Regions from separate parts of the Homo sapiens genome. Here region 2 is linked to region 1. A link is a contact called in ENCODE Hi-C data. All regions are on one chromosome and are shown on one strand. The core of a region is the stretch at or near the end of the contact, and the rest is flanking DNA. Distances in the headings are between cores, read along the strand shown. Region 1 overlaps LOC101927060 (a long non-coding RNA gene). Region 2 overlaps NPEPPS (aminopeptidase puromycin sensitive).

The links. Hi-C counts contacts between places; a loop is a spot of excess contacts on that map. Pooled maps may share reads with other maps.
Region 2: a loop to region 1 is called in a map with no recorded cell type, with 5 times the contacts of the local background. The contact joins two enhancer-like sites. A Hi-C loop is called at or near these places in 1 of 168 maps with a recorded cell type or tissue (CD8-positive, alpha-beta T cell), 1 of 37 single-sample maps with no recorded cell type and 7 of 50 pooled maps.

What each region holds. Positions count from the first base shown.
Region 1 is chr17:47,005,431-47,011,468 of GRCh38, reverse strand. LOC101927060 (a long non-coding RNA gene) reads left to right here. Exons shown (of 9, transcript XR_243711.6): 6 at 3,585-3,629. It also overlaps a transcript of LRRC37A2 not described here. Among named protein-coding and RNA genes, the nearest start is that of RPRML, 29 kb to the right of the region's middle. RefSeq lists a silencer at 5,972-6,038. Within about 2 kb of position 1,343, at least 2 of the 41 ENCODE cell types and tissues checked have a DNase peak (open chromatin) inside an H3K27ac peak, as active enhancers do.
Region 2 is chr17:47,619,314-47,624,906 of GRCh38, reverse strand. It overlaps NPEPPS (aminopeptidase puromycin sensitive), which reads right to left. Exons shown (of 23, transcript NM_006310.4): 22 at 5,123-5,170; 23 at 1,631-3,139. The coding sequence ends at 2,987. It overlaps KPNB1-DT (KPNB1 divergent transcript), which reads left to right. Exons shown (of 4, transcript NR_171700.1): 4 at 2,820-3,380. Among named protein-coding and RNA genes, the nearest start is that of KPNB1-DT, 27 kb to the left of the region's middle. Within about 2 kb of position 4,231, at least 18 of the 41 ENCODE cell types and tissues checked have a DNase peak (open chromatin) inside an H3K27ac peak, as active enhancers do.

The DNA of each region.
Region 1 (6,038 bases), core at 94-2,593:
CAAGCGATTCTGCTGCCACAGCTTCCCAAGTAGCTGAGATTGCAGGCACCCACCACCACACCTGGCTAATTTTTGTATTTTTAGTAGAGATGGGGTTTCACCATGTTGGCCAGACTGGTCTCAAACTCCTGATCTCAAGTGATCTACCCACCTTGCCTCCCAAAGTGCTGGGATTACAGGTGTAAGCCACTACACCCATCCTGGAAAAAATATACTTTTGATAAATCTGAAAATCTGGGGCTGTTTCTGTCACTGAGGGAAGGTGTGTCTTTCCCCTTAAAGTAGGTGTATGTTGCTAAGGAGGCAGAGGGCTGAGTTCTTCCATCCATCGCCTTCAAGTGTCAGGCGGCTTCCGGTTGGACAGGATGGCTACCCTTGTGGGCTTGTTTCCTCTCTGGTCTCTTTTTCTGTCTAAGACTCACTCCACACCAGCCTGAGCTTGGGACCATTCTTTTGCTCCTCTCATCCTCCTACCCCTAGAGCTGATAAAATTTAGCAAATAAAATTTACAAGATCCCAGAATTTCGGACAAACAACAATCCACCCCACACTGCCTCAGGAGGGTCCCTCAGAGATAAGTGTCACTGAGCCTCGGGAAGGAGGAAGGTCCATCCCTGCCCATTACGCCCCCTCTCGGGGTTTTCTCAAGGAAGACAGTGGTTCCAGAAGGTGTGTTCCCACCCCCTTTCATAGCCTACTTCTCTCCCATCCCTCTCTGACCCCGGGTTCCAGGTGGCCTAGGGATTTCTGGGAGGATCCGAAGAACAAGGCTGTCTGCAGTAGGAGCCTCCTGTTCCTCGCCACCTAAGCTTCAGCCCTGCCCAACTAACAGCTCTCCATGTTCTAAAGAAGGTGGGAGTGCTGGACCACCCCAGCCTTCTGGAACCCCAGTTCTGTGACATTATCCATCTCCTGGAAATATGCTGGTTTTAACCATGCAAACTGGCCAAGCATCAGGCAGAAATAGCAGCTGTGCCTGGAAGGACAGGTGACATCTGTGAAGAAAATGGCCAAGCAGGACAGGGTGGAGAGCACGGGCTGTTCCCTTCCTTTCTGGGAACAGCACCACCTTTGGGGGAACTCCTTCTCTCATGGGGTTTTAGGCAGGGGCTGCCAGTCCCAGGGCCCTGCCTCCTGTCACCCCCCATATGCATAGGAACACTTGTGCACCAGTCGCTACATTTGCAAGTGGAAGCTGGTGGAGCTGCTCAGCTCCCAACAGGAAGCCCATGTGTGCGGGGCCAGAGGACACAGCCCATCTGAGGCGCTAAGCTTCTGTGAAGAGGGAGTGGAGTCTGGATGGGATTCCAATCCCACGGTCCACCCCTTCTGGGACCCAGACTCACCCTTCCCCTTCCTTCAATTCTGAGAAACAATAAATGTCCCTACTTGCGAACAAGTTTGAGTTGGGTTTCTGTCACTTGCAGCCAAAAGAGACCTGCCAGCTACAGTCAGCATCGGTCAACCATCTGTGAAACTGTGAGCTGACAACTTGTCCCCTCCCGGCGAAGGCCACAACATCCCAACACCATTAGTCACCAAGGAAGTCTGGGAGAAGTTTCTACCAACTGTAGCGAAAAAGGTGCAAGGGAGGAAACATTTTGTTACTGCTGGCCCACTCTTCCCTCCGAAACAGCGCGGCAGCATCTGGCAGAAAGAAAGTACAAGGGACTTCTAAGTGGGCAATGCTGCCCCGTGCCCTCCAGACTTCTCATCCCAGCAGGGCAGCAGCACATGGCGCCCTGGGACAGGAGGCCTGCCGGGGCGTGGGGGCGGAGGCTGAGCTCCTGGGGGCACCACTTTATGAGGAACCATTTATGGCCAAAACTCTACAGGGGCTTCAGGGACCTGAATGAATGCGTCTCTGTAGAGTGAGAGTCCTGGGCAGGAGGAGAAGTTTCCATAGCTCAGGACCACATGCTGGAAATTTGGTCTCTGCAGCTTAAAATCTGAGAGAAGATGGTGTCTGCAGCATTCAAAGGGGGACCAGAGGGACCCTCCACCCCCAGCTCCCCAGCTATGACAAACATGAGCTCTGGGTAGATTCCTATCCATTCAAAGAACTGGAAAAGCCAAGCTGGGGCCCATGAGTCAAGTCTGGATGTGCGGCTCAGGGCAAGAGGACAGATGGATGCCACAGGCCGTCTGTCTAAATATTTGCAAGTTATAAATTAAACTAACAGGGTGTTAAATAAAGTATATTCTAGCCTCAGCCCCTGACAAATATTCCTTTAAAAGGATAAAATTTTTTAGATGTGTATGAAGCTATGATTTGTAGATAACAGAAAGTTAGCAAAATGTCAAAGATCATACAATTTCTTTGCTTTTTTTTTTTTGAGATGGAATATCACTCTGTTGCCCCAGTTGGAGTGCAGTGATGTGATCTCAGTTCACTGCAGCCTCTGCCTCCCAGGTTCAAGCAATTCCTCATATTGAAGCGAGTAATAAAATAAAGAAATGTGTAATTTATAAATTACTGAAAGTATTCCATGAAATTTATTTTTCTTATCTTCCTTTCAGCAAAATCAATTATGTTATTATTGTCAAGATTTAAAATACATGTAAGGATTAAAACAGTCATATTCAAAGTACAAATATCTTAATATTTTAATCAAAAATATTTTTATGTAAAAAATTTAATTTTGTCAGAATCTCAAACAATATTCTTTTCAAATATTGAAAAGTATCTATTGCTGGGCACAGTGGCTCACGCCTATAATCCCAGCACTTTGGGAGGCCAAGGCAGGCAGATTATGAGATCAGGAGTTTGAGACCAGCCTGGCCAATATTGTGAAACCCCATCTCTACTAAAAATACAAAAAACAAAACAAAACAAAAAAAAAAACTAGCCAGGCATGGTGGTATGCCTGTAGTCCCAGCTACTTGGGAAGCTGAGGCAGAAGAATTGCTTGAACCCGGGAGGTGGAGGCTGTAGTGAGCCAAGATTGTGCTACTGCACTCCAGCCTGAGCGACAGAGCAAGACTCCATCTCAAAAAAAAAAAAATAAGTATCTATTAAACCAATATGCAACATACAAATTGGAATTAATCAAATTTGGGCCAGGCGTGGTGGCTCACACCTGTAATCCCAGCACTTTGGGAGGCCAAGCCGGGCGGATCACGAGGTTAGGAGATCAAGACCATCCTGGCTAACACGGTGAAACCCCGTCTCTACTAAAAAATACAAAAAGTTAGCCGGGCATGGTGGTGGGTGCCTGTAGTCCCAGCTACTCGGGAGGCTAAGGCAGGAGAATGGCATGAACCCAGGAGACAGAGCTTGCAGTGAGCCGAGATTGCGCCATTGCACTCCAGCCTGGGCAACAGAGTGAGACTCTGTCTCAAAAAAAAAAAAAAAAATTAATTAAATTTGTACATCAAAATGATTGAAATAAATCCATTTTATTTTGATTTTTGAAAACTTAATTAAATTTTATGAAATTAAAATTCATAATTCTAGCATTCAATGACCACCTCATTGCCAATGCAAAGAATAAGCATCACTGTTTGTCTGAGGGCTAGACATAGATACAAATTTAAGAGTAATGTGTAATGTGATTTATTTAATCCTTTTCTCATTTGCCCAGAGAAGACTCACTGGTGGCACCTGCAGCTGCGGCGTTTTCCCCAAGGTAACTTTGCCACAAAATATCTCGCTTTATTATTATTTTTGCATCACTCTAGTATATCCACTTTGGAAACAAAAAATATTATTCTATTTATAGCATTGTGTTTTTAGTGGCGGGATTTCCATTTACAAAATACATTAATTGTTCAAGCTGAAAATATCAAATCCTAGAAAATGTAGCATTCCTACACGTGATACTAACATCATTCTCGAACAGTTATTGGCCAAAGATTCATTTGATGTATCTGATTTTCCAGAATAGACTATTCTGATGATTCAGATGATTCTGATGTTAGTTCTGTTTAGAAATAATTCCAATAGCAGTTTTTATATTTTATTTTCAAACTGAAAACCATTCATATTTGCGGCCAGGCGCAGTGGCTCACGCCTGCAATCCCAGCACTTTGGGAGGCAGAGGCAGGTGGATCACCTGAGGTCAGAGTTCCAGACCAGCCTGGCCAACATGGTGAAACCTCATCTCTACTAAAAAATACAAAAATTAGCTGGCTGTGCTGGCAGGCACCTGTAATCCCAGCTACTTGGGAGGCTGAGGCAGGAGAATTGCTTGAACCCAGGAGGCGGAGGTTGCAGTGAGCCAAGATCACAACACCGCACTCCAGCCTCGGCAACAGAGCAAGACTCTGTCGAAGGAAAAGAAAAGAGAAAGAAAAAAAAGAAAGAAAATCAGATTTGCTTCAGCCTCAAAGAGCAGGTTTCTGTAAAATTAAATGAGCACTGGCAGTGAGCTGCCCTTTTTTTCCTAAATGGGAAAAGGGTTAATACTGCAAACTTTTCCTCAGCTTCTATGCAACTGAGGCAAATACTGTGCTAACTCTTGAGAACCTCTGGAACCATGAATAGGAGCACAAAAACAAGAAGAAATTGTATTCTCAGCACTATTCGGAAATGGTACTTCATAATGTTTGAATCGATTGTATTCACACTATCTGAGAGGAAAGATCTGGTAGATACATTAACTTGTCTTTTATCTAAGTCCTTTTCTGCCCACAGCTTCTGTGTACTTTCAAAATAGTGCCTGGCAGAGGCCCCATTCAACATTTAGATGTAGTTATTTTTCCCATAGACCGAAGATAAGGTGTGAAGAAGCACGTCTCTGGGGCCTGAACATTGTCAGTCAAGAGAGGATGCATAGGGTTAGGTGGTGCTGCGCCAATGCCAGGCACCAGATCCAGACTAGCAGAGGCATCCTGTTGGCCTTTATTTATTTATTTGAGACAGAGTCTTGCTCTGTCACCCAGGCTGGAGTGCAGTGGTGCGATCTCTGCTCACTGCAACCTCTGCCTCCCGGATTCAAACAATTCTCATGCCTCAGCCTCCCGAGTAGCTGGGATGACAGGCATGCACCACCACACCTGGCTAATTTTTGTATTTTTAGTGGAGACGGGGTTTTGTCATGTTGGCGAGGCTGGTCTCGAACTCCTGACTTCAGGTGATCTGCCTCCCAAAGTGCTAGGATTTACAGACATGAGCCACTGCACCCGGCCCTGCAGTCCTTAATTAATTAATTTATTTTATTTTTTGTATGTAGAGTTCTCTAAATTTCAGGGCCCAGTCAGGGGCTCCTCTTGCCAGCTCGAAGGACAGGACTGGGAAAATATGCTTCTGTAAATAAACTGCTGTAGAAAACAGAGGGAAAAAAAAATTTTTTTTCCGAGATGGAGTCTCGCTCTGTTGCAGAGCTGGAGTGCAATGGTGCAATCTTGGCCCACCACAACCTCCTTCTCTCGGGTTCAAGCAATTCTCCTGCCTCAGGCTCCCAAGTAGCTGGGATTACAGGCGCCTGCCACCCACCTGGCTAATTTTTGTATTTTTAGTAGAGACAGGGTTTGCAACAGAGCAAGATCTTGTCTCACAAAATAAATTAAAAAGATTTTTAAATAGCAGGTTTCTAAAACAATGAGAAAGACAGCATTACATATCAGTGTCTACAATTTAACCAAAGCTATACTTAGAAGTAAATTCATTGTCTTAACTGCTTTTGTTCCAATAAAACAAAATAGCAGGATCCTGAGGCTTTGATGCTATTTTCTTAATCCAGCTGGTCTGTGGAGAAGCCTGGGACAGAAAGAAGCAGCCAGACTCCAGAATCCCCCATTTTAATAGCTATTCTATGCTATGTCCCCGTCTTATTCCTGGCAACTTACCTCTCAGCTCGTGCACTGTGACATTACAGCAAGAAGTACTAATATAAATGACACAAAAGAAAAAAGAAACCATGAGGTTTTGCTTGTTTTATTAACTAGGTGGGCATTGTAAATGTGGAGGGTGGGAAACAATCAGGAGACAGGAATCCGATGAGCATCTGCCATGTATCAGGCACTGCGCAATGTTCCTTACATACCACGATCCCATTTAACCCTCAAAAAACACTGCAGAGGGCTATCACTGCCTT
Region 2 (5,593 bases), core at 2,982-5,481, 610 kb before region 1:
ATCTGACACAGAAAAGGCTGAATTAAAACCTTTAGAGACCCAAAGCAGCAGGGCTATTGTGCCCAAATCACTCAAGGTATTGGTAGGAAAGAACACAAACTGAGGAAGGTTTAATAAAGGACTATTTACAGAGACATGGACAGAGTGCAGGAAAATCAATGAAGAATAATGGCGTAATCCAGGGCTGGTAACTAAGTCCTTTTTTTTTTTTTTTTTTTTTTTTTTGAGACAGTCTCGCTCTGTTGCCCAGGCTGGAGTGCAGTGGCACGATCTCAGCTCACTGCAGCCTCTGCCTCCCAGGCTCAAGCAATTCTTGTGCCTCAGCCTCTCAAGTAGCTGGTATTACAGACATGCATCACCATGCTTGGCCAATTTTTGTATTTTTAGTAGAAACAGGGGTTTCATCATGTTGACCAGGCTGGTCTGAAACTCCTGACCTCAGGTGATCTGTCTACCTCAGCCTCCCAAAGTGCTGGGATTACAGGTGTGAGTGACCGCACCCAGCTTGAGTCTTCTTTTTTTTTTTTGGAGACGGAGTTTCACTCTTGTTGCCCAGGCTGGAGTGCAGTGGCACGGTCTTGGCTCACTGCAACCTCTGCCTCCTGGGTTCTGGCAATTCTCCTGCCTCAGCCTCCCGAGTAGCTGGGATTACAGGCATGCGCCACCATGCCCAGCTAATTTTTGTATTTTTAGTAGAGACGGGGTTTCACCATGTTGGCCAGGCTGGTCTTGAATTCTTGACCTCAGGTGATCTACCCGTCTCGGCCTCCCAAAGTGCTGGGATTACAAGCGTGAGCCACCGCACCCAGCTCTCGAGTTCTCCTTTCTTTCTATTCCTAGATGTGAAGGAGCAAAGAGAAGGAGCCAGAAGCTAGAGGGGGCTGCTTGGTAAGAGCTGTGGTCTTTGCTAAAGGGACACAGACAACCCATGTGACCTGGCAATGAGAAAGCCAGAGTACTCTGACCATCTCTTCCTTATATCTTCTCATCTTCTTTGGATATTAATAATTGGATAAACAGAAGCTGAAGTCAGAGGGCAAGGGAGCCATTCATGCTGCAGTCCATGTGGGTCAGCACCCGCTGGGGTCCAGAGTGGGATGAAGAGGGGTTCTGAAAGGCAAATGGAAGACATCTAGTATAACCTCTCCCTGAACGTAATTCAAACTACTTAACTATTATTACAGACAAAAATCACATGTATGCTGAAAGTAAAATAACCTGTTTCCAGAATTTCTGATTGCAAAATTCTGAGTTCTTCAATTAAACCTGCATTTTTCTCAGTCTTTTTGGTGCCCCTGCTTCACTGGTGCCTTAAGAACATTTGAGAGCCTAAGGGCAGCCCTGAGCATGGTGCCTGAACTAGGGTGCCTCAAAACTAGGGACTGAGGAAGTCTCAAGTTCATTCCTGAATGCTGACTATAAGAGTCTCTGAGAGAGTTTTGAGAATGTAGAACTGATTTAGAATGAATCTCAGGATTTTTCTGTTAAGATCTATAAATTAGGAATTAAGGAACTGGATTTTTTTTGAATTTGAAAAATCCTATGATAGTATAACTTTGCATAAGCCTACTGAATGATAGGAAAGTTTTTAGTTTCTTATCAAAGAAAGAGAATAAAGTGAATCAGGACATCAGTTTCACATTGACATTTTTATTAACGCCAACTGTTTTTTAATTATTTTTTTAAAACAATAGCACAAAAATGTTTCAAGGAAGCAGTCTCACAATCTGATGACCTTCTGAAATACCGTTAAGCCACACCAAATATGAATTTCTGTTAATAACACAAAATATTTTTTTAAGAAAAAAAGAAAAAAAAGGTAGGGAAAGAAGAAGGGAATGAGATTTAGATTTAAAACTCATTGGATTAAATAGGTGAGGCTTATTAGGATATACTGTTGAAGCAAACAGTGGCACACACAGGCTTACAGTCTTTGTTTTTTAAACCAGTTACCACTAATGTATTAAGCCCTGCAGCAGTTACCACTGACTTCTCGCACGCATAAAATGAACCGGGAGAAGCCAGTGTTGATACTGTTGTGAAGAGGTTCAAGAGCTGGCTTTTCAGACAACTAAGACCATTTTTAGCAGAATAACTCCTTCAGAAAGGCCTGGCTGAAGATCTTTTTATTTCTATTGTCTCACCTATATAAATTTCAGGGTTCTTATAAGTCATCTTTAAAAAGAAAAAAATAATGTATATCAGTTTCTCTTATTTAATGTGGCTATGAAAGATGTTTCCTTATTATTTCTTCATCTCTAAGAAGGACACCAGGGAATGGGGGTTGGGGGTGGAACTAAAGGGAGGAAAAAAACCAGAACAGGGTAGGTTTTTGTTTTTTGCTTTTTGTTTTTTTTTGGCCAAGGGGTCGGTCACACAGAAGGGAAGGCAAGGAGGAAAACTAAACTACAATCCTTGGTTCAGATTGAGTTATGCAGGAATATATCTTCCTGATCAGTCCCCGTGCCAAAAAAAAAAAAAGCCACTTGGAATTATGCACTGACTCCAACTATGTGATACCAGCTATCAGCCTTTTGTGTTTAACCATTCCCAGAAATGGACACCACCCTTGGCTTTATAGGCTCCTTGCAGAACCCACTTCACAAAAATGCTCTTCACCAAGAAGCCTCTAGTTTCCTTTTGGTAGGTTATAAAAACAGAACATCTGTCATTAACAGTAGAGTGTTAAATACTTTTAACCACTGACAAGGCTTCAGAAAGTTTCACAGTTTCGTTATGCTCTATTTTATTACTATCATATTTACATTTTTATTTTTTATTTATTTTTTGCTGAATTGCTGATTTTCCTTTTTCAATAGAATTTAATTCTGGAGTGTGAGCAGGAACCAGTTAACTACATTCATTGTCCAACCCCCACTGGTTTGAAAGAAGACTCCAAATTCTTGGCATATGAATCAGCTGTTCGGTAGCTCCACCTTATCCCTGCAGCGAAGCAGCAGAACCGCCAATGGCGGCACCTCAGGATTCACACTGTGGGTGGTGAGGCCTTCCGCTGAAGGAGGTACTGGTGGATGCTCTCAGCATCTCGCTTTAGCCAGGCAGCATTCAGCAGAATATTTTCACAACACTGCTGGATGGTACGCTCAGCTGAAGGAGCTGGGTGACTCTCGAAGAAAGCCTGGTATAAAACAACCCAGAATGCAGGATCATTACTAGCAATAAGAAGTTAATATTACAGGTTATGAAAAAATACCCACTGGTCTATATGAAGGATGCATAATCTTCAGGCATGAGAATTTACCACTGCCACCCTCAGGCTAAAAGAAAACAAGCAACTCCTTGGACCTGCATATAGGAATTCTCCCCTTAATTATATGCTTAACAACCTAATCAAAAGTTAATAAAGAGACAGAACCTACTGCCTTTCTTTTAGGCTAATTGTGTAGTGGTAAATATAGTCTTTGGAATGAAGACTTGGAACCTGAATCCAGGCTTAGTCATGTACTAGCTTGTGACTGTGAGAAAATTAACTGCTCTAAGTCTCAGTTTTCTCAACTATGAGAAAATATCTACTCCAGAAGATTAAAGAGACAATCCATATAAACATTTGACAAAATACCTAGCACAGAGTACTTAAGGATTCAACACATTTTGGCTGCTTCAAATAAAGATTAATTTGTAAGGGATGATAATACAAAGAAGTTTAAATTGCTGCTATGCCCTAATAATTTAACACCCCATGGTCTTTTTTTTTTTTTTTTTTTTGAGACAGGGTCTCACTCTGTTGCCCAGGCTAGAGTGCAATGAAACGATCATGGCTCATCACAGCCTCAACCTTCTGGGCTCAAGTAAACCTCCCACCTTAACTTCCTGGGTAGCTGGGACCACAAGCGTGCACTCCCAGGCCAAATTGTTTTTTCCTTTTTGTAGAGATGGGGTCCTACCATGTTGCCCAGACTGGTCTTGAACTCTTGAACTCAAGCAATCCTCCCACCTCAGCCTCCCAAAATGCTGGAATTACAGGAATCCAACATTTTTAATACAGTAAACCAAACAATTTCTAAGTTTACAATTTATCACAATGCTTAATGATTAAAAGTTGAATAAACTTTTCTAATGCAGTACACCTGGTTTCACAGAAAACAAAGCAACTCTTAAACACCAGCTGGCAAAATGATAGGGCTTTTCCTTTGAATTAGTCACCACAGGTGTGAAAGACAGAATGACTAATCCATCTGATTAAACATAGACCTTTTAGAAATCAATAACCTTATTTACACAGATGACAATTGCTACTGTTCCAAGGCTCCTAATCATGGTTCAGTTCTCAGGGCCTCAAGTCTTTTTCCATTCCATCGCAGAGTAGTACCAACATTTATACACCAGAAACCTGGGGATTATCCTGGCTTGTTTTTCTTCCTCTCCCAGATATGCTCACAACAGAGAAGCCAATCAATAAATATTGTTGAACTAAATGGTTAACAAATTCAAGCCCCTGAATCTCCATTATTCCATCTCCTCCACTACTGCCACTACCCTACTGTAAGCTATTCTATCATTCTTGCTAGGAGAGTTAGCTTCCCAACATCTTCTCTTCCCCATTCCAAACTATTATCCACATTGCAGCCAGACTGAAATTTTTATAACACAAATCAGATCAAGGCACTGCCTTGTTTATAAACCATTCGAAGGCTTTCCATTTTTAGGACTTTTTTTTTTTTTTTTTTTTTTGAGACAGGAGTCTCGCTCTGTCACCCAGGCTGGAGTGCAATGGCACGATCTCAGCTCACTGCAACCTCCACCTCCCGGGCTCAAGCAATTCTCCTGCCTCAGCCTCCCGAGTAGCTGGGATTAGAGGCGTGCACCACCATGTCCAGCTAATTTGGGGTTTCACCATGTTGCCCGGGCTGGTCTTGAAGTCCTGACCTCAGGTGATCCACCCACCTCGGCCTCCCAAAGTGCTGAGATTACAGATGTGAGCTACCATGCCTGGCCATTTTTAGGAAATTCTTAATATGGCCTATACAGCCCTGCATGATGTCTTTCTCTAAACAAAAACACAGAGATGCTACAGTACATTATCCCAACACTATAATTACAACCAGGTTATTGTTTTTACTTACTAGACTGAAAAGTGAAGAGTAAACAGTATTTTCCTTACCTTAACCTCTCCAGCCATTTTATCAACTGCAAATCCCTCAACTGATAGCTGCAAAACAATGGTTTTAAACAGTAAGTGAAACCAAGAGGCTGAGAACAAACTTCCATTTACCCTAAAAATAAATCATTCTGTTCTCTGCCAACTTCAGTCTGTTATAAAGGATGTGTGATGGGAGATGGAGAAGTCCTTAAATAAAGCCAGTAACTATTTAAGGAAACTTTTTTTTTTTTGAGACGGAGTTTCACACTTGTTGCCCAGGCTGGAGTGCAATGACCTCATCTCGGCTCACCACAACCTCTGCCTCCCAGGTTCAAGCGATTCTCCTGCCTCAGCCTCCCAAGTAGCTGGGATTACAGGCACACACCACCACGCTCAGCTAATTTTTGTATTTTTAGTAGGGACAGGATTTCACCATGTTGGCCAGGATAGTCTCGAACTCCCGACCTCAGGTGATCTGCCCACCTCGGCGTC